Linked DNA regions of Homo sapiens: region 2 is linked to region 1. The links are chromatin loops, found by intact Hi-C in ENCODE. Cell type or tissue: B cell. All regions are shown on one strand. Each heading gives the region's core, and the rest is flanking DNA. Links, peaks and the distances in the headings are about the cores only.

The links. A loop is a pair of places that touch in the nucleus more often than their neighbours do. Peaks named below come from ENCODE experiments on the same cell type or tissue, not always from the same donor. Only the 100,000 strongest peaks of a DNase experiment are listed, where the experiment ranks them.
Region 2: a loop joins it to region 1, with 9 times the contacts of the local background. A loop is called at or near these places in 1 of 110 quality-filtered maps.

The regions. Positions count from the first base shown.
Region 1 is chr21:32,707,323-32,716,879 of GRCh38, forward strand. The region is part of intron 2 of SYNJ1 (synaptojanin 1); the gene reads right to left. Among named protein-coding and RNA genes, the nearest start is that of SYNJ1, 16 kb to the right of the region's middle. In B cell, for the core only: no CTCF peak of the experiment used is centred there; a DNase peak (open chromatin) is centred at 4,899; H3K4me3 peaks cover 640 bases; H3K27me3 peaks cover 1,730 bases.
Region 2 is chr21:31,768,032-31,777,588 of GRCh38, forward strand. No RefSeq gene overlaps it. Among named protein-coding and RNA genes, the nearest start is that of SCAF4, 41 kb to the left of the region's middle. RefSeq lists an enhancer at 4,793-5,082. In B cell, for the core only: no CTCF peak of the experiment used is centred there; a DNase peak (open chromatin) is centred at 4,790; H3K4me3 peaks cover 1,630 bases; H3K27ac peaks cover 3,457 bases.

The sequences.
Region 1 (9,557 bases), core at 2,209-7,208:
ATCACCCACCCTGGAGTACAGTGGCACAATCATGACTCACTGTAACCTCAAGCTCCTGGGCTCAAGTGATCCTCCTGCCTCAGCCTCCTTCCTGAGTAGCTAGGACTACAGGCACTAATACTACAGGACTACTACTGAGTAGTATTAGGACTACAGGTACGTGCCACCATACCTGGTTAATTTTTATTTTTTGTAGAGACAGGGTCTTTCTATGTTGCCCAGGCTGGTCTGAAACTTCTGGCTTCAAGTGATCCTCCTGCCTTGGCCTCGCAAAGTACTGGGATTACAGGCATGAGCAACTGCACCTAGCCTCATTTCCTTATATCTCAACACAATACCTAACCTAACACAGAGACTCTGAATGGAACACTGCAATTGCTGATTAAATGTTCATCTAATAGACAAAAACAAATGGAAAGGTTGTGCATTAAAGAACATGTTTTGCTAATTTAAAAATAATATATAAAGTGGATCACCTGAGGTTGGGAGATCGAAACCAGCCTGGCCATCATGGTGAAACCCCGTCTCTATTAAAAATACAAAAATTAGGTGGGCGTGATGATGCATGTCTGTAATCCCAGCTACTTGGGAGGCTGAGGCAGGAGAACTGCTTGAGCCTGGGAGGCGGAGGTTGCAGTGAGCCAAGATGTGCCACCGCACTCCAGCCTGGGTGACACAGTGAGACTCCGTCTCAAAAAAGAGGTAAAACATTTTACTTTATCATTGAAAGTATTTGAATGCCCTCATTACTGAGATTCACATTCAACAACTCCTCAGTTACGTCTGGAAACTTTCAAATGTGTATGCCTGTGGCAGGGAGTAGTAAGGTGGGGGTGGGAAATATAGGCATTGTTAAATGGTTGCTAACTAGGGTTTAAAATACTGAAGTTTATGAAGTGGCAGGGTGTGTGGGGAGCTCAGAGGAAACAAACTGAAAGAATGAGCGGAAATGAAAGTTCGGAAGATACCGTGTTAGGGAGGAAGTTCAGGTCACTTTCCTGCTAGTGCAGTCTTTCAAGGCATCCACTGCACTTTCAACGAATGGAATAAACTCCCTTTTGTGAAGAGGTATTTTTTTTCCCCTCCTATTCATGGTGGTTATTAAACAAACGAGATGCTAGGCAAAACAAACCTTTCTTTGTAAGTTACTGATTTCTAACCATAAGTAGGTAGGAATGTCCCAGAAGAGAATTGCTTTCGGAGTGATTCTGAGCCCATCAAGATCGACAGCAGTTCAGGTGAGGTAAGGCGGCCTGCACCGCATTAGTTCACATGCTGAACACATAAGCTAAAGCAAATTCCAACTTCTAAAGTTTCTGCTATAACACCTCAGGAATAAATAGTACCTAACTCCCTCTATAGCTTATTTTAAAGGAAAAGACTATTTTTCCCATGTCATACTCAACACCATCTTTCATTCATACCTTTTCTTAGGTACCTTTTTTTTTTTTCATTTGATACCAGCTCTTTATTAGAAAAGAAAAACTTCTTTGTGGGCCCAAAAAGAATCATTTTGCTGGGTGTGGTGGCTCACGCCTGTAATCCTAACACTTTAAGAGGCCAAGCAAGTGGATTGCTTGAACCCAAGAGTTCAACACCATCCTAGGCAAGATAGCAAGACCCCACCTCTAAAAAATAAAAAATAAAGGTGGAACAATATGTAACAGGTGAGGGATAACCAAAACTTGCCATATAAAGACAATAAGAAGATTTTAACAATTAACAAGATTCATTTTTCAATGGCTTGTTAATCACAGAACAATTAAAAAGCTAAATAAAAACCAATCTTACTTATGTATTAGAAATATATTTCAATTCACCCATGGATCCAACACGCTTTTAGACAGTAAAATTTTTACTGACTTAAGAAAAAACACTGCCGGTTGGGCACAGTGGCTCACACCTATAATCCCAGCACTTTGGGAGGCCCAAGGTGGGTGGCTCACTGAGGTCAGGAGTTTGAAACCAGCATGGTGAAACCCTGTCTCTACTAAAAATACAAAAATTAGCAGGGCGTGGTGGCGCACAACTGTAGTCCCAGCTAGTCAGGAGGCTACGGCAGGAGAATCACTTGAAGCCGGCAGGCGGAGGTAGTAGTGAGCCAAGATCACACCACCGCCTTTCCACCCTGGGCGACACAGCAAGACTCTGTCTCAAAAAAAAAAAAAAAAAAAAAAAAGAAAGAGATTTTATGGAGTGTTTTTTTTTTTTTGAGACAGAGTCTCACTCTTGTCACCTAGGCTAGAGTGCAGTGACGCGATCTTGGCTCACTGTAACCTTCGCCTCCTGGGTTCAAGCAATTCTCCTGCCTCAGCCTCTCGAGTAGCTGGGATTACAGGTGCCCACCAACACGCCCAGCTAATTTTTGTATTTTTAGTAGAGATGGGGTTTCACCATTTTGGCTAGGCTGGTCTTGAACTCCTGAGCTCCGGTGATCCTCCCACCTTGGCTTCCCAAAGTGCTGGGATTATAGGCGTAAGCCATGGTGTCCAGCCAAAAACACTGCCTATTAAACTCATGTACTTATGTTATGCTTAAAGAGTATTGACAGAATTCTCACTGCCATGTGTTTCATGTGAAAGAAATGGAAATCAGGTGGGGTGTGGTGGCTCATGCCTGTAATCCCAGCACTTTGGGAGGCCAAGGTGGGAGGATCACTTGAAGTCAGGAGTTTGAGACTAGCCTGGCCAACATGGTAAAAAACCCATCTCTACTACAAAAAATACAAAAATTAGCCGGGCATGGTTGCAGACACCTGTAATCCCAGCTACTTGGAAGGCTAAGGCATAAAAGCTCGAACCCAGGAGGTTGAGGTTGCAGTGAGCCGAGATTACATCATTGTACTCCAGCCTGAGTGACAGAACAAGATGCCTTCTCAAAATAAATAAATAAAAACATAAATAAATAAATAAATAAGGAGGGAGAGATAGTAGGTAGAAATATAGAAAAACAAAAGTGTCCATGAGTTGATATTATGGAGGCTAGGTGACATATGTAACAGTTACACTATTTCTCCAAATAAAATGTTAAAAAAATTATTACATTCTTTGAACTATTGGATAAATTCAGAAAGGAGAGAGATAACTCTGGCCAATTATCTTGAGACAGCCAGAAGCTACTGGAATTCTAAGGGATCAGAGAAGAACTTTTCTCTAATTACCCTAGACCAGGAGTGCATTAGCCAAAAGTTTAACAGACATTTGAACTTTTTTTTTTTTCCCAAACAGGATCTCTCACTCTCACCCAAGCCTGAGTGCAGTGGCATGATCATAGCTCACTGTAACCTGAAACCCCTGGGCTCAAGCGATTCTCCCGCCTCAACCTCCCAAAGTGCTGGGATTATAAGTGTGAGCCATTGCACCTGATTGATTTGGACTTTTATAAACTTCAAAGGGACTTGTAAGTCCTACAATCTTTAGAATGGCCCCATAGCCCACACTTCCCAAGGCTCTCAAACACTCATCAAATAGTAAATATATAATAAATTAAGAAAGGAAAAGATTTAGTAATTCCAGAATGGAGGCCTTAGGAAGGGTAAATATTGTTATACCCTGCCATCAATGTTTTCCTTATATTCTTCCTAAATAATTTAGTTTTAATATTCTAACTGTTGAAATGGAAACTATACTTGGAAAATAATAAGTTTGTTTTTGCTCATTATCACAGAAGTTAGGAAATATTTAAAACTATATAAAGCCATGAGGTAGTAATATCCTACAACTTAATTCAGATAACTCAACTCCTTCCTTATTTTAGTTTTGTGCATGTTTTCAAACTTCTTTTAACTGAACAAATTCATGCATGACTGAAGGGAGCCCCAACCTACAACTTTTCCTCGTTAAGCTACTGGAAGGTGACAAAAATAGAAACGGTAGAGGTGGTCTATTTATAGACTACAGAAAACACTCAGAGTATAAATATATCAATTGTTCTCTATCAAAATTTAACATATCAATTGTGCTCTATCATATTATTTGACATCCTCCACCTTTTTCTTTTTTCTGGAGTGACTTACTTTTTTTTTTTTTTGAGATGGAGTCTCGTTCTGTCGCCAGGCTGGAGTGCAGTGGTGTGATCTTGGCTCACTGCAACCTCCACCTCCTGTGTTCAAGCGATTCTTCTGCCTCAGCCTCCAGAGTAGCTGGGACTACAGGCGCGCGCCACCATGCCCAGCTAATTTTTGTATTTTTAGTAGAAACGGGTTTCACCATGTTGGCCAGGATGGTCTCGATCTCTTGACCTCATGATCTGCCCACCTCAGCCTCCCAGAGTGCTGGGATTACAGGTGTGAGCCACCGCGCCCAGCAATGACTTATAATACTATGTCATGTGACATAACTGGCATTATTCAGCATTGTTGTATTACAACCTCGTTTCTCAAATTAGAATTTAAGGCAAATAATGAAGTATTAGGATCAAATATAAAAATTCAGATGAAGACATAATCATATACCTATTTCTTGATTTTCATGAGTTGTGGCTCTAAAAGAGAGGCTTGTTAAACATAACATAGTTGTCGCATGATAATCACACCTGCATTGCTAACTCCACATCTGAACAGAAAAGAAACAAAATTAACTTCTTATCCAAGAGCAATAGGTAACTTAAATGTCACTTTCATTTTACTTTAAAAGTATTTTCAGGATTAAATTTAAATGTAAATTTCTCCAACTTCTGATGGATTATAATAATTTAAGCTAAATAATAAAGCCATCCAAATGAAGGGCCTACTATCCAATGTCAACATTCTGCTGTGGGTCAAACCTTGCAGTCTGAGAATACACTGTTCTTCCCCAGCTGATACAGAAGACTAAGCTAAAGAAGGTCAATAACAATGTAAAAATAAGACTGCATGTTAGAATGATCTCTCTAGAACCACAATTTGCCTGTGGTTGCATGCACTGCAGTTTGTGGTGAGCTTATTTGCATGCAGACAGCACTTTGGTATAGAACCAGAGAACCTCCTGTATGAGGATCCTAGAGATCATGTAATCCAAGCTTCTCATTTTCAGAAGAAAAAGAGTAGAGATTAGATCATTCATCCAAGATCACATAACTAGCTGGCAGTAAAGCTTCTTTCCATTTCATCATATATAAAGAGAAAAATTATTTTAAAAGGAAAAGGTTTCTCTTACAAAAGTAATTAAAATTCCAGCTGAAAGATATTAAACTATCTAAATTAATGTCCTATTTAAACTTCACATTCCAATCTTGGTGACATTTAAGGAAAAAAAAAAAACTTTCATTCACGCAAGAAGTATTTATTGAATGCCTACCATGCACCAGGCCCCTGGCAAGGTTCTAGGAATAAAAACAGTCAGTACCGTGACACCTTCTTAGGAATCAGATTAGGAAGACAGGAATTATATAACCATACAAATGCAAAATTATAAATTATAGTAAGTACTATAATGGAGTTCTAACAGATTACAATGGGAGAACCTAATTTTAAATTGTTTGTTGGAGGAGGACAATGATTAGAATAAACCTCACTGAGGAAGTGACCTTTATAGTGAGACAGGAAGGCTAGCCAAATAAACGGTGGAGATAAAAATGTTTCAGGCGACATACGTATATACTGTGATCCAGCAATTCCATTCCTAAGAATACAGCCAACAGAAATGTGTACATATATGTACCAAAAAACATGTACAAGGATGTTCATACTTGTGTCATTTATAATAGCAAAATTGGAAATAAAGCAAATGTCAACAAAACAGCTAAATATTTTAATATTCATAAAATGGACTACACTGCAACAAATATGAGTAAACTACTGCCACTTGCTACAACATGGATGATTTCCCATATGTCAACATGGATGATTTCCCATATGTCAACATGGATGATTTCCCATATATCAACATGGATGATTTCCCATATGTCAACATGGATGATTTCCCATATGTCAACATGGATGATTTCCCATATATCAACATGGATGATTTCCCATATGTCAACATGGATGATTTCCCATATATCAACATGGATGATTTCCCATGTCAACATGGATGATTTCCCATATGTCAACATGGATGATTTCCCATATATCAACATGGATGATTTCCCATATGTCAACATGGATGATTTCCCATATGTCAACATGGATGATTTCCCATATGTCAACATGGATGATTTCCCATATGTCAACATGGATGATTTCCCATATGTCAACATGGATGATTTCCCATATATCAACATGGATGATTTCCCATATATCAACATAGATGATTTCCCATATGTCAACATGGATGATTTCCCATATGTCAACATGGATGATTTCCCATATGTCAACATGGATGATTTCCCATATGTCAACATGGATGATTTCCCATATATCAACATGGATGATTTCCCATATATCAACATGGATGATTTCCCATATATCAACATGGATGATTTCCCATATATCAACATGGATGATTTCCCATATGTCAACATGGATGATTTCCCATATGTCAACATGGATGATTTCATTGAGTGAAAGGAGCTAGATACCAAAGAATACACAGAGAATGACTCCATTTATGTTAAGCTGAAAAACACTTAAAACTATTCCATGATGTAAGAGGTCTGAATAGTGATTATCTTTGCAGATCATAATAAAGATAACTGGGAAGGAGCATGAGGGGATTATTCTCTGGAAAGCTCTCTGGTATGCTAGTAATAATATTCTATTTCTCAACCCAGTTGTGGTAATAAGGGTATGTTCATTCTATAATAATATATCAAGCTGTATGTTTAAGATTTATATACTTTTCTACATGTATTATAATTTAAAAAGCTTATTATTTTAAAAAAATACATTTGAGCAGACGGAACAGCATATGTAAAGACCCTGACGCCAGAAAGAATTTGGTACATTCAGAACTGAAAGGCGGCCAATGAGGTTAGAACATAGAAACCAAGAGGTAAAGTGGTAACAGGTTGAAGAGGGAAGCAGAAACTCGATTTTATTGTAGGTCATCTTAGAGTTTAGATTTTAACTTCAGTGGCCAATCACTGAAGAGTATTAGGCAGGGGATTAATAAGATCTAAACCATGTTTTTTAAAAGACTGGGGTGTAGGCGTGGTAAGTAGAAGCAGAGGGACCAGTTAAGGAGGGAATTGTAATGATCCATGAAAGAGACAACAGTGTCTTGATTGAAACAGAGCCAGCTAAATGCAGGCAGTTGCATGGAATCTCAAGGAAATTAAGAGGAGGAATTGACTAGACTTGGTAATAGAGAGAATGTGTGAAATGTGAGGGGAAGAGGTGTTGAGGATGATTCTTAAGTTGTTTGAAACAACTTGGTAGATGGAGTGCAATCCATTGACATAAGGGAGACTGAAGGAAAGATCAGGTTTGAGGATATGCAGTGGTTGGTAAGACCATCAATACGGTACCTATTCCAACTCTTCCTCATTTGGTAGCCACCAAACAGTTTGTGATACTATGGAAATCACAGAAATTTCTACCTTCTTCTGCCAATGATCTACCTGATGCAAACAGCACATGATATCTCAACAGTCATTTTTGGTTCAGGAATACACAAACACTCAATCCGGTGCAAGGGGAAGTGCATTTTCCTTTTGTGGGTTCTAACCCATTATCTGAGTTTCAAAAAGCTGGATCTCAATTGTGTCATCCAACATAATTATTCAACCCAGCTCTCATCAATCCTACGTCACTTTGCCACAACTAAAAATCTGAAAACTGTACTTTCTACTCCATTCTCTAAGAGAATTGATAAAACTGGGAACAAGATAGGCCAAAGATATATTCCCAATGCTAACCAAGGAAAGACAACTAATGAGCACTAAGGTACAACCAGCTAGAAATTTATTTAATTATAAGATTCTGGAATTTAAAAATAAAAACAAAAAGAGGCCGGGCACGGTGGCTCACGCCTGTAACCCCAGCATTTTGGGGAGCTGAGGCAGGTGGATCACTTGATGTCAGGAGTTCGAGACCAGCCTGGCCAGTAAGGTGAAACCTGTCTCTAATAAAGAGATACAAAAATCAGCTGGGCATGGTGGTGCACACCCATAATTTCAGCTACTCGGGATGCTGAGGCAGGAGAATCACCTGAACCCAGGAGGCTGAGGTTACAGTGAGCCAAGATCATGCCACTGCACTCCAGCCTGGGCAACAAAGTGAGACTCTGTCTCAAAAAAAAAAAAAATTGAAAAAAGAAGATTCATTCTACTTATAGTTCACACATGGTCCACAGGATATTAAATGATTTTGTTTATCTATATTTCAGCAACACATTCAAGAGATTACAGCAATCCTATGGTCCACTAGTGAACAGAATGAAACATAACTCATAATAAATATTTATTGCTAAGAGCTAGTTATATAAGTAAACACACCTTTATATATAAAAAGTTAAATAAGACTATAATGAAATAGAAACACAAAATTTTAATAAGTACATTTAACATATAGAAATATTTAATGTTTTGAGACAATAAAGTTTTTTTTTAATTTTTTTCTTTTCACTGACTCAGTTGGCCCAGAATTATCCAGGAATTTCAAGGGTCTAAAATTTTTTCATTCTGAACTGAGGAAGTAATGAGTATCCAACCAAGAAGAATTTATATATCTCTCCAAATGCCAAATTTATTTTCTCCAAGTGCCAAATCATTCATCATTTGGTTCAGTAGCTATGAAATGCAACCCAATGTGAATGCATGTGCTCACATACGTAACACTACTGATCAGCAATGGCTTATATTTATAAACTCTATTTAAGCTGGAAAAAGATAAAATACAAATTCTTATTAACAACCATTAAAACACTCAAAGCAAATTTTAATTGTCACCAGTAAAAATCATGCACAATTTTTAAAACTATACTTCCTTTTGATACTCTAACAAGGCTAAACAATTGCACTAGCCCATTCCACTCTTTATTGCTTCTTTCACTTTGTATGCTTCTTTCAAAATTTCACTGATTCAGACTTTATAATCTCAAAAGTTTTGAAAATGTTGGTATTGGATACTAAGAAAGGTAATACTACAATATTAAACTGCTAGTCATTATAATTAGCTCATATTTTTTCAACCTTCGAATGTCTGAAAAGTCTTTACATCTTCATTTGTGGTTGGGTACAAAACTCTAGGTGAATGGTTTGGTTTGGTTTCTTCCTTCCAGTACTTTAAAGATGTTCCCAATGTCCTCTGGCTTGGATTGCTTGCAAAGAAAAGTCTACTATCATTCTTATCTTCACTCTTCTGTAAATGTGTGTCTTTTCTTCCTTGGGCTACTTTTAAGATCTTCTCTGTATCACTGGTAAACAGTAACTTGATCATGTATTTGGGTATAGTGTTCTGCTTTATGTTCATTTAGCTTCTTGGATATGTGGATTCATAGCTTTCATGAAATTTGCAAAAGTGCCAGCTATTATTTCTTCAAGTGTTTTTCTTCCCTACCAACTTCTTTCTGGGATCCACATATTCATGTATATTGGGTCACCGGAAGTCGTCCTGCAGTTCACTGATGCTCTGTGTATTTATTTATTTTAGCCTTTTTTCTCTCTGTATTTTATTTTGGACAGTTTCTATTACTATG
Region 2 (9,557 bases), core at 1,795-6,794, 940 kb before region 1:
TTTTATTTTTTAACTTTTATTTTAAGTTCAGGGGTACATATGCAGGTTTGTTATATAGGTAAACTTGTGTCATGGGGGTTTGTTGTACAGATTATTTCATCACCCAGGTATTAAGCCTAGTACCTATTAGTTATTTTTCCTGATCCTCATCTCCAGCCCCTGATAGGACCCCGTGTGTATTGTTCCCCTCTATGTGTCCATGTGTTCTCATCATTTAGCTCTCACTTAAAAACGAAAACATGCGGTTTTGGTTTTCTGTTTCTGTGTTAGTTTGCTAAGGATATTGGCCTCTAGCTCCATCCATGTTCCTGCAAAAAATATGATCTCATTCTTTTTTTATGGCTGCATAGTATTCCATGTGTATATGTACCACATTTTCTTTTTCCAGTGTATCATTGATGGGCATTTAGGTTGATACCGTGCCTTTGCTATTGTGAATAGTGCTGCAATGAACATACACATGCATGTGTCTTTATAATAGAACAATTTATATTCCTTTGGGCATATACCCAGTAATGGGATTGCTGGGTCAATTGGTATTTCTGCTTTTAGGTCTTTGAGAAATCGCCACACTGTTTTCCACAATGGTTGAACTAATTTACACTCCCACCAACAGTGTATAAGTGTTTCCTTTTCTCTGCAACCTTGCCAGCATCTGAAAAACCAGTCACCACATGCTATCACCTCTTTATTTTCTATTTTTATTAATTTCTACTCTTATCTTTCTTAATTCATTCCTTCAACTTTCTTCAGGTTTATTTTGTCTCTCTCCATCCCCTGCCAAGCTTCTTGAGTTGAAATCTTGGTTGATTCATTTATTTTCAACATTTCTTATTTTCTGTCACATGCACATAAGGCTATGTATTTTCCCTGTGAGTGCTGTCTTAGCGTGTCCCAAGGGCCTTGATATCCATGGACAGCTCTTACTGTGATTCAGTTCTAAATGGCTTGTAATTTCTGTGCTTATTTCCTGTCAAACCTAAGACTTATTTAGTGGAATGTTTTAAAATATCCAAGAGGATAGATTTTTGTTTGTTATCCATCTTTTATTATTTTCTAATTTTATTCCATTATAGTTCATGAATGTATGCTGTCACAGTTTTACTATTGGGGATTTGTTGTGATTTTCTTTGTGGTTTAATACATTCAGAGAATGTCTCATGAGAGTTGGAAAAAAATGTGTAATGTCTGTTGGATAAAAACTTGTTTCTCTCCATATGCCTATGAAGTTATAAATGTTAGTTTTGTCAGCCAGGACTTCTTAAGACATATTCATTTGGGTAGTAGTTGATCAGCCTGTTTTTGAGAAATGTATTTAAAGCCACCCATGATGGGGACTTACCAGTGATTCCTTGCATTTCTATCAGGGCTTGTCTTACTTACAGATTTTGAGGCCAAGGTTGTAGGTACATAAATGTTTATGATTCATATTTTTGTGGATTATAATGTTATAATTATGATATATTCTTTTAATGCTTTTCATTTTGAATTTTATTTTGTGTGAGATGACTACTATTAATATATACCTGGCATGCCTTTTTCTTTTATTTTCTTTTTTTGTCATCCAGGCTGGAGTGCAGTGTCATCCAGGCTGGAGTGCAGCCTGTCTGTCATCCAGGCTGGAGTGCAGTGGCACAATCTTGGTTAACTGCAACCTCCCTGCCTCCCAGGCCCAAGTGGTCCTTCCACCTCAGCCTCCTGAGTAGCTGCGACCACAGGCCTGCACCAGCATGCCTGACTGATTTTTGTATTTTTGTATTTATTTATTTATTTTTTGAAACAGAGCTTTGCTCTTGTTGCCCAGGCTGGAGTGCAATGGCATGATCTTGGCTCACTGCAACCTCTGCCTCCTGGGTTCAAGCGATTCTCCTACCTCAGCCTCCCAAGTAGCTGAGATTACAGGCATGCACCACCACACCCAGCTAATTTTGTATTTTTAGTAGTGACAGGGTTTCTCCACGTTGGTCAAGCTGGTCTCGAACTCCCTACCTCAGGTGATCCGCCCGCCCCGGCCTTCCAAAGTGCTGGGATTACAGGCGTGAGCTACCGTGTCTGGCCTAATTTTTGTGTTTTTTTTTTTTTTTTTTTTGAGACGGAGTCTCACACTGTCACCTGGGCTGGAGTGCAATGGTGCGATCTCAGCTCATTGCAACCTCCGTCTCCCAGGTTCAAGCGATTGTCCTGCCTCAGCCTCCCGAGTAGCTGAGATTACATAATTTTTGTATTTTTAATAGAGATGGGGTTTCGCCGTGTTGGTCAGGCTGGTCTCGAACCCTTGACCTCAGGTCATCCACCTGCCTCAGCCTCCCAAAGTTCTGGGATTATAGGTGTGAGCCACTGCGCCCGGCCTAGCATGCCTTTTTCGATGTCTTTTCCATCTTTCCTGTGTTCTTTTCATTAGGTGTTAGGATTGCTGATATGTTTGGCCTTCTTTCTGGCTGTGGCAGAAAAGTCACAATGGTCTTTCCCAAGTATATGCCATTTGGCTACCAAAAATGCATCCTCCCTTTCCTAGCATGGAAAGTGACAGCCCAGTCAAGGGCTATTTTCTCAACCCTCTTCATGCCCAGTTATGGTCATGTGATTAGTTCTCAGCAATGAAATGTGGGCAGCAGTGATGGGAATCACTAAGGACTTAATGTTTTTCTCTGCTTTTATTGAATGCGCACTTAATTGGTGATGATTTGCAGAGAAGTGGAGAAAGCAGGGAACTAAGGAGTTTCTATTTGTTTACTGATTCTAAGCCCTGAAAATGCCAGGTGATCGGGGGTGATCAGACGTGTCTGAATCACGTTGGTGGTGCCAGTGACTTGCTTGATGTTTGCCTTCCCCATCACTTCAGCTCCCTGAGGCCTGGGACTGTGCCTACCAAGTGCTACATGGTCTCCCTAAAGCTTGGGTTATAGTACACTCTTTATTAACATTTATTGTGTGAATAAATGAAATGCTTTACATTTACTGGTGACCTCATCAACTAATTCTTTTTTTTTTTTTTTTTTTGAGACGGAGTCTCGCTCTGTCACCTAGGCTGGAGTATAGTGGCGCACGTCGGCTCACTGCAAGCTCCGCCTCCCAGGTTCACGCCATTCTCCTGCCTCAGCCTCCGAAGTAGCTGGGACTACAGGCGCCCGCCACCACGCCCAGCTAATTTTTTGTATTTTTAGTAGAGACGGGGTTTCACCATGTTAGCCAGGATGGTCTCGATCTCCTGACCTCATGATCTGCCTGCCTCGGCCTCACAAAGTGCTGGGATTACAGGCGTGAACCACCGCGCCTGGCCTTCATCAACTAATTCTTTTGGTAAATGAATTTCTGCTTAAACCAGGCCAAGACCTTTCTTTATAAGAAGCCAGGCCAGTGAATCAGGGAGTGAGATCAGAGGAAAGGAAGTCTCCCTTTTGTGTCTTTAAGTCATGTATTGTGCCGTGACTAGCTGGAAAAGCTGCAAAATAGTATAATAGAAGCTGTATATATCAGCAATAGCAAGGATTACTTGTCTGAGAACCTGGTTTGTGCCAGGCACTGACCTTGATGCTTTTCATACATTGCTTCATTGAATACTCATAAAAGCTACCACACAGGTGTGATTCTCCCTATTTTACAGATGCATCAGCTGAGGCTCTGTGCGGTAAATAAGTTGTTCAATGACAGAGACCAAGTAAGTGGCCAAGTCAGGACTCATATCCGTCTTCCTGACTTCGAGCTTGAATTCCCTTCTACCATACCTTATAAAAAGAATTCAGCAGCCTGAGGTTCAAGGTTCAGCTGCATGATATTGAGAATTCATTTAGTTTCTCTGAGCCGCCATCTCCTTATTTGTGGAATGGAGATAATGATGACACTGATTGATGCTCAGCTCCTCACAGAGTTATTGTAAAGACAAGTGAGAGAATGACTATGTGTTTTGCAAGTGATTAAATTCACAAACACAAGTCACTTTACTTACAGTATACTGGAGACACTTACATTAGGCTTTTAAACATTTATATATATATGTATATATATTTTTTGATACAGGGTCTCACTTTGTCACCCAGGCTGGACTGCAGTGGTGCAATCTTGGCTCACTGCAGCCTAGACCTCCAGGACTCAAGAGGTCAGATCCTCCCAACTCAGCCTCCTGAGTAGCTGGGACTACAGGTGTGTGCCACCATGCCTGGCTAATTTTTTTTGTATTTTTTTGTAGAGATGGGGTCTCGCCATGTTACTCAGGCTAGTCTTGAACTCCTAAGCTCAAGTGATCCATCCACCACGGCCTCGCAAAGTGCTAGGATTATACGTGTGAGCCACCGCTCCTGGCCAGACTTTTTTTTTTTATTTAAAAAACTTTATTTTTAAACTTTAATTTTTGAGACAGGGTCTCACTCTGTCACCCATGCTGGGTTGCAGTGGTGTGATCATGGCTTACTGCAACCTTGACTTTTTGGGCTCAAGGGGTCCTCCTGCCTTAGCCTCCCAAGTAGCTTGGGCTACAGGCATGTGCCACCACGCCTAGCTAATTAAAAAAAATTTTTTTTGTAGAGACGGTGTCTTGCCATGTTGCCTAGGCTGGTCTCGAACTTCTGGGCTCAAGCTCCCACCTTGGACTCCCAGTGTTGGAATTACAGGTGTGAGTCAATGCGTTGGGCCGCATTAAACTTTAAAGTTTCTGAATTTGAGGACACGACTTTATGACAGGCAACCTCTCAGTTTTTCAGAATAGAAATAATCCTTTCAGTCACATGAGAGAACAGTGTCTTCTATTTTAAGTAGTCAACTTTCTCTTTAGTGTTGTTTGTATGTGGGCAAACCCTACCCAAGTTTCTGTTCCTGAAATCAATTTCTTAATTTGCATTAGGCAAAAGTGTTGCATAAGCTTATTTTATTATCATCCAGCTTTTTATAGATCTTTGCTGAGAGACAATACGGGCTTGTTGAAAGAGGCCCTGTTTGACTGTCCCAAGCCCTGGGATGGAGTCCTAGCCCTGGCACTTAGCAGCTGTGGGATCGTGGGTGAACTACTTCACCTCCCTGCTTCTCAGGCCTCTACATCTGCAAAGTGAGAACAAGGGGAGCTCTTTCCCTAAGGGCCCTTTCACTGTACTACTTAAAAATGATTGCAAAGAGTCTTGCGTTAAGCAAAACTGAACACCTGCTGTAAATGTCTGCACCTCAGCAACATGACCCACAGTAGAATCTATATTTAGTTGCATTTGGATAATCTTCCTTTCCCCTTTTGCTTTAGCACTTTCTACCTTCAATTATTTCTTTATTACAGCAATGCCCCCTTTTTGCTCTACTGATGTGGGTGAGATGCAAATGGGCCTTTTGAGACTCTTGCTGTGTCCCCTGGGCCCCAGATGGACAGATGGGAGACAGAACGATTGTGGAGTACATCTTGGAGCTGACAGGTTTTGGGGGCAGGAAGTGTTAGTCAACACATGAGAAAAATGGGGTAAACAGCTGGAAAAGGCTGAGCATTAGCTGACAGGCTCTTTAGCCAACTGTCCTAGGACTGGATCAGGGCCTTGTGCATGGTGGGAGAGGCACCTAGGACCTGTGGAAAGGACAGGAAGCCAGACCCAAGAAGCCTCAGGCTGCAACCTGGCCCTCAGTTATTATCACAAAACTTACAAAGGTGTGAGCCTCGTGAATCAGCTGCAATAGATTGTTGCCTTGAGGACAAGACAGTCTAAACAACTAAAAATTAGCCAGGTGTGGTGGCTCATGCTTGTTATCTCAGGGCTTCAGGAGGCTAAGGCAGGAGGATTGCTTGAGGCCAGAAGTTCAAGACGAGCCTGAGCAACACAGTGAGAGCCCCCCCCCAACCCCCCACCCCTCAACTTCTACAAAAAAATTTAAAAATTAGCTGGGCATGGTGGTGCACACTTGTAGTCCTAGCTACTTGGGAGGCTGAGGTGGGAGAATTGCTTGAGCCCAGGAGTTTGAGGTTGCAGTGAGTTATGATTGTGTCACTGGACTCCAGCCTGGGCAACAGAGCAAGACTCTGACTCAAAAAAAAAAAAAAACAAACCCAAAAAGCAAAAAGCAAAACCAAAAACCACACATACACAATGAAAATTATTACAAAATAGCCTGAACTTGGTAGATCCATTTCTTACACCAGGCATGGTGGCTCACATCTTTAATCCCAACATTTTGGGAGGCTGAAGTAGGCAGATTGCTTGAGCCCAGGAGTTCAAGACCAGCTTGGGCAATATAGGACACCCCATCTCTATGAATTAGCCAGGAGTGATGTCATGGGTCTGTAGTCCCAGCTACTTGGGAGGCTGGGGTGGGAGGATGGCTTCATCCTGGAAGGTAGTGGCTACAGTGAGCTGAGATTGCGCCACTACACTCCAGCCTGGGTGACAGAGAGAGACACTGTATCAATCAATTAATCAATAAATAAAATGAAAGAAAAGAAAAGAAAGCATTTCTTGAATACCAAGAAACCCAAGATATGACAGCTGATGCACATGAGGCCGTGTCCCTTCATGCAGTGAGGTGGCAAGGCCTGAACAGGCGGATGTGGCCTCTCAGGAAACTTGTCCATGATTTCTGCCTTCCTCCCCTGGGGCAGTCCTGCTTGGTTGTGTAGGAGGCAAAGGAAACTGATGGCTTGGGAAAAGTCCTGTTGATACGAAACTAACCTGTTTAAAATTTAGTGAGATTCAAGTTGTCTCTGAAAAGTAACATTTAGGCTAGTCCTGTTGGATTGTGCTTCCACCCTACTATATGCGTAACCTGTTCCTACTATAAGCAGCACTCAGCATTTACATCTGGTTTTACAGGGACCAAGGACCCATTACCATTAATGATCTGCCAAGCCACACAACAGTTCTGTGGAGGCAGATAATGATGTCCAATTTACAGACAAAGAGGGTTAGATTTGAAGATGCACAGTACTTTTCCTGGGGCCAGATCCTTTTACCAGACACAGGGAAATACATTAGAATTTTCAAGTATGTAACTCTTTGCTTTTTTGCAAGCCATGCATCCTGTTGGGTGCATTCCAAAGATTGTGGATTCTATTGGTGGATACCAACTCATACACAAAAGAGAAACTGTAGGAATTCTGCCCAAAAAGGAGGCCGTGTCTTGCTAGGCCCTCGGGTCTCTGTAGGGATGCACCTGTTGATGTCCTCTGGCCTCTTGTCCATCTTACCTGGTAAGGGGCTTCTCCCCTCTAACCCCCCCTCCCCTCACCTAATGGATCTTCCCTAAACCTAGCTTTTATCTGGTCAGTCCTTTGGAAGTTTCCAGAGTAAGAAATATGAATAAAGGGAACATGTGTACACAACTAGGGGGACAGTGAGTCCATTAGATCATTTCAGAAAACAATTTCAGAGAACCTAGGAAAGCTGGAGGCGCCCTGCCATCCAGAAGCCCTTGCACGTTCTCAACAGACAACACACATAAGAACATCCTGGCAGCATTTTTATTAGAGCAGAAATATGGAAATCAATCCAAAGTTTCGTTAATCAGATGAAAAAGTATGAGATATGTTCTCTAGTGGTGCTAGAGAACAATGGAGATGATATGTTCTCTAGTGGTGCTAGAGAACAATGGAGATGAATGAACCAGAGCCAACACCTCACTGTGGGTGAATCTCTAGAACACAAAGTTGAATGAAGAAGGAAAGTCATGGAAAAATATGCACAGTAAGATCCTATTTATATAAGGTTTGGAAATAGGTGAACTAAACAGTGTCTGTGGGGAACAGACAAATGCAGTTAAACTATCAAAATAAACAAGAGAATGATGAGTGTCTAAATCAGACTGAGTGGTTTCCTTTGAGGGGATGGGAGGGACAGAGACCAGGGAGGGGACTGCAAGGGTTTACTTCTTTGGTGATGTTCAGTTGCCTAAGCTGGGTAATAGGTCCCTAAGGATTCATTTTATTATTATCCTGCAAATCTTGCATCTGACTACACACAAACACCTGCATACATAAGTATTCTTTACTTTGCATGACATATTTTGTAATGAAAAAATACACAAATAAACCACCTCTAGGAAAACTTGCCTTTTCCCATAGCACCTCTGTCTAACTGGAAGACCCTTCCCAGTCTGGCAGCTCTGGCCTTGTAACATCAGCCAATGCTAGTATTACATTGTGCCAGGAACTGTCTTACGTGCTCTATGTCGTATTGCCATATTCAGTCCTAACAACTCTACAAGACAGGCATTATTATTATCCACATTTTATACATGAGGAAGCTGAGGCCCAGAGAGGTGAAGTCACCAATCCGAGTTAACGTGGTTAGTTCATGGCAGAGAGAGTATTGGAACCTATATGGCCTGATGGAAGAGTAGGAATATTGCTGATTTTTTTCCCTCTAGCTTTCCCTTCCTCTCTGGCTTTGCCTTTCCTCTTACTATTTCATGCACATTCCCACCTTTCCCACCCATACTCGCACGTGCCTGGTTCTCTTTGATCAGAATGGTCTTTCTCAAGTATATGCCACAAAACATCACAACCACAAGATCCTCCGTTTAAAAAATGGGAGTGCCACAGTCAGATAAATGGAGCAAACATTGAAAAGTAAAACCCACTCTCAGAAAATTACAATGGTCATCAGCGATTAGATCTTCTAAGATGTTCTAAGAATCACTTGAGCCTAGGAGTTAGAGGCTGCAATAAGCTATGATTGCACCACTGTACTCCAGCTTGGGTGACAGAGTGAGATCCTGTTTCAGAAAACAAACAAAAAAACAAAACAAAAGAAAAAGGCATGCAGAATACACACACACACACACACACACACACACACACACACACACACACACAGTATATGTGCGGAAAAGATTTTGGATTGGTGAAATATTGAATATTGTGCTCTATTTGCTCTCCCCCCTCCTTGGATTTCTAATGTGAGGGGAAAAAATCTTCCTTCTCGTGATGGTTAATATTGAATGTCAACTTGACTGGATTGAAGGATGGAAAGTATTATTCCTGGGTGTGTCTGTGAGGGTGTTGTCAAAGGAGATCAACATTTGAGTCAGTGGACTGGGAAAGGCAGACCCACTCTTAATCTGGGTGGGCACAATCTACTCAGCTGCCAGCATGGCTGGAATAAAAGCAGGCAGAAGAATGTGGGGAGACTAGGCTTGCTGAGTCTTCTGGCCTCCATCTTTCTCCCATGCTGGATGCTTCCTGCCCTCAAACATCAGACTCCAGGTGCTTCAGTTTTGGGACTAGGACTGGCTTTCTTGCTCTTTAGCTTGCAGGCAGCCTATTGTGGGGCCTCATCTTGTGATCAAGTGAGTCAATGCTCCTGAATAAACTCCCCTTTTATATATACATTTAACCTATTAGTTCTGTCCCTCTTGAGAACCCTGACTAATACACTTCTTCAACTTCATTTCTTTATACCCTCTAAGATTTTCCTATGTCTACCAAATTTATGCTCAGTGCAAAAATATAATTCATTCCTCTGTTCTTATTCCTTGTATTCATCTTCTATTGCCACTGTAACAAATTACCACAAATGTCGTGGCTTAAAACAATACCAATTTATTATCTGACAATTCTGGAGGCCAGAAGTCTGACACAGGCCTCCAGGGGCTAAAAT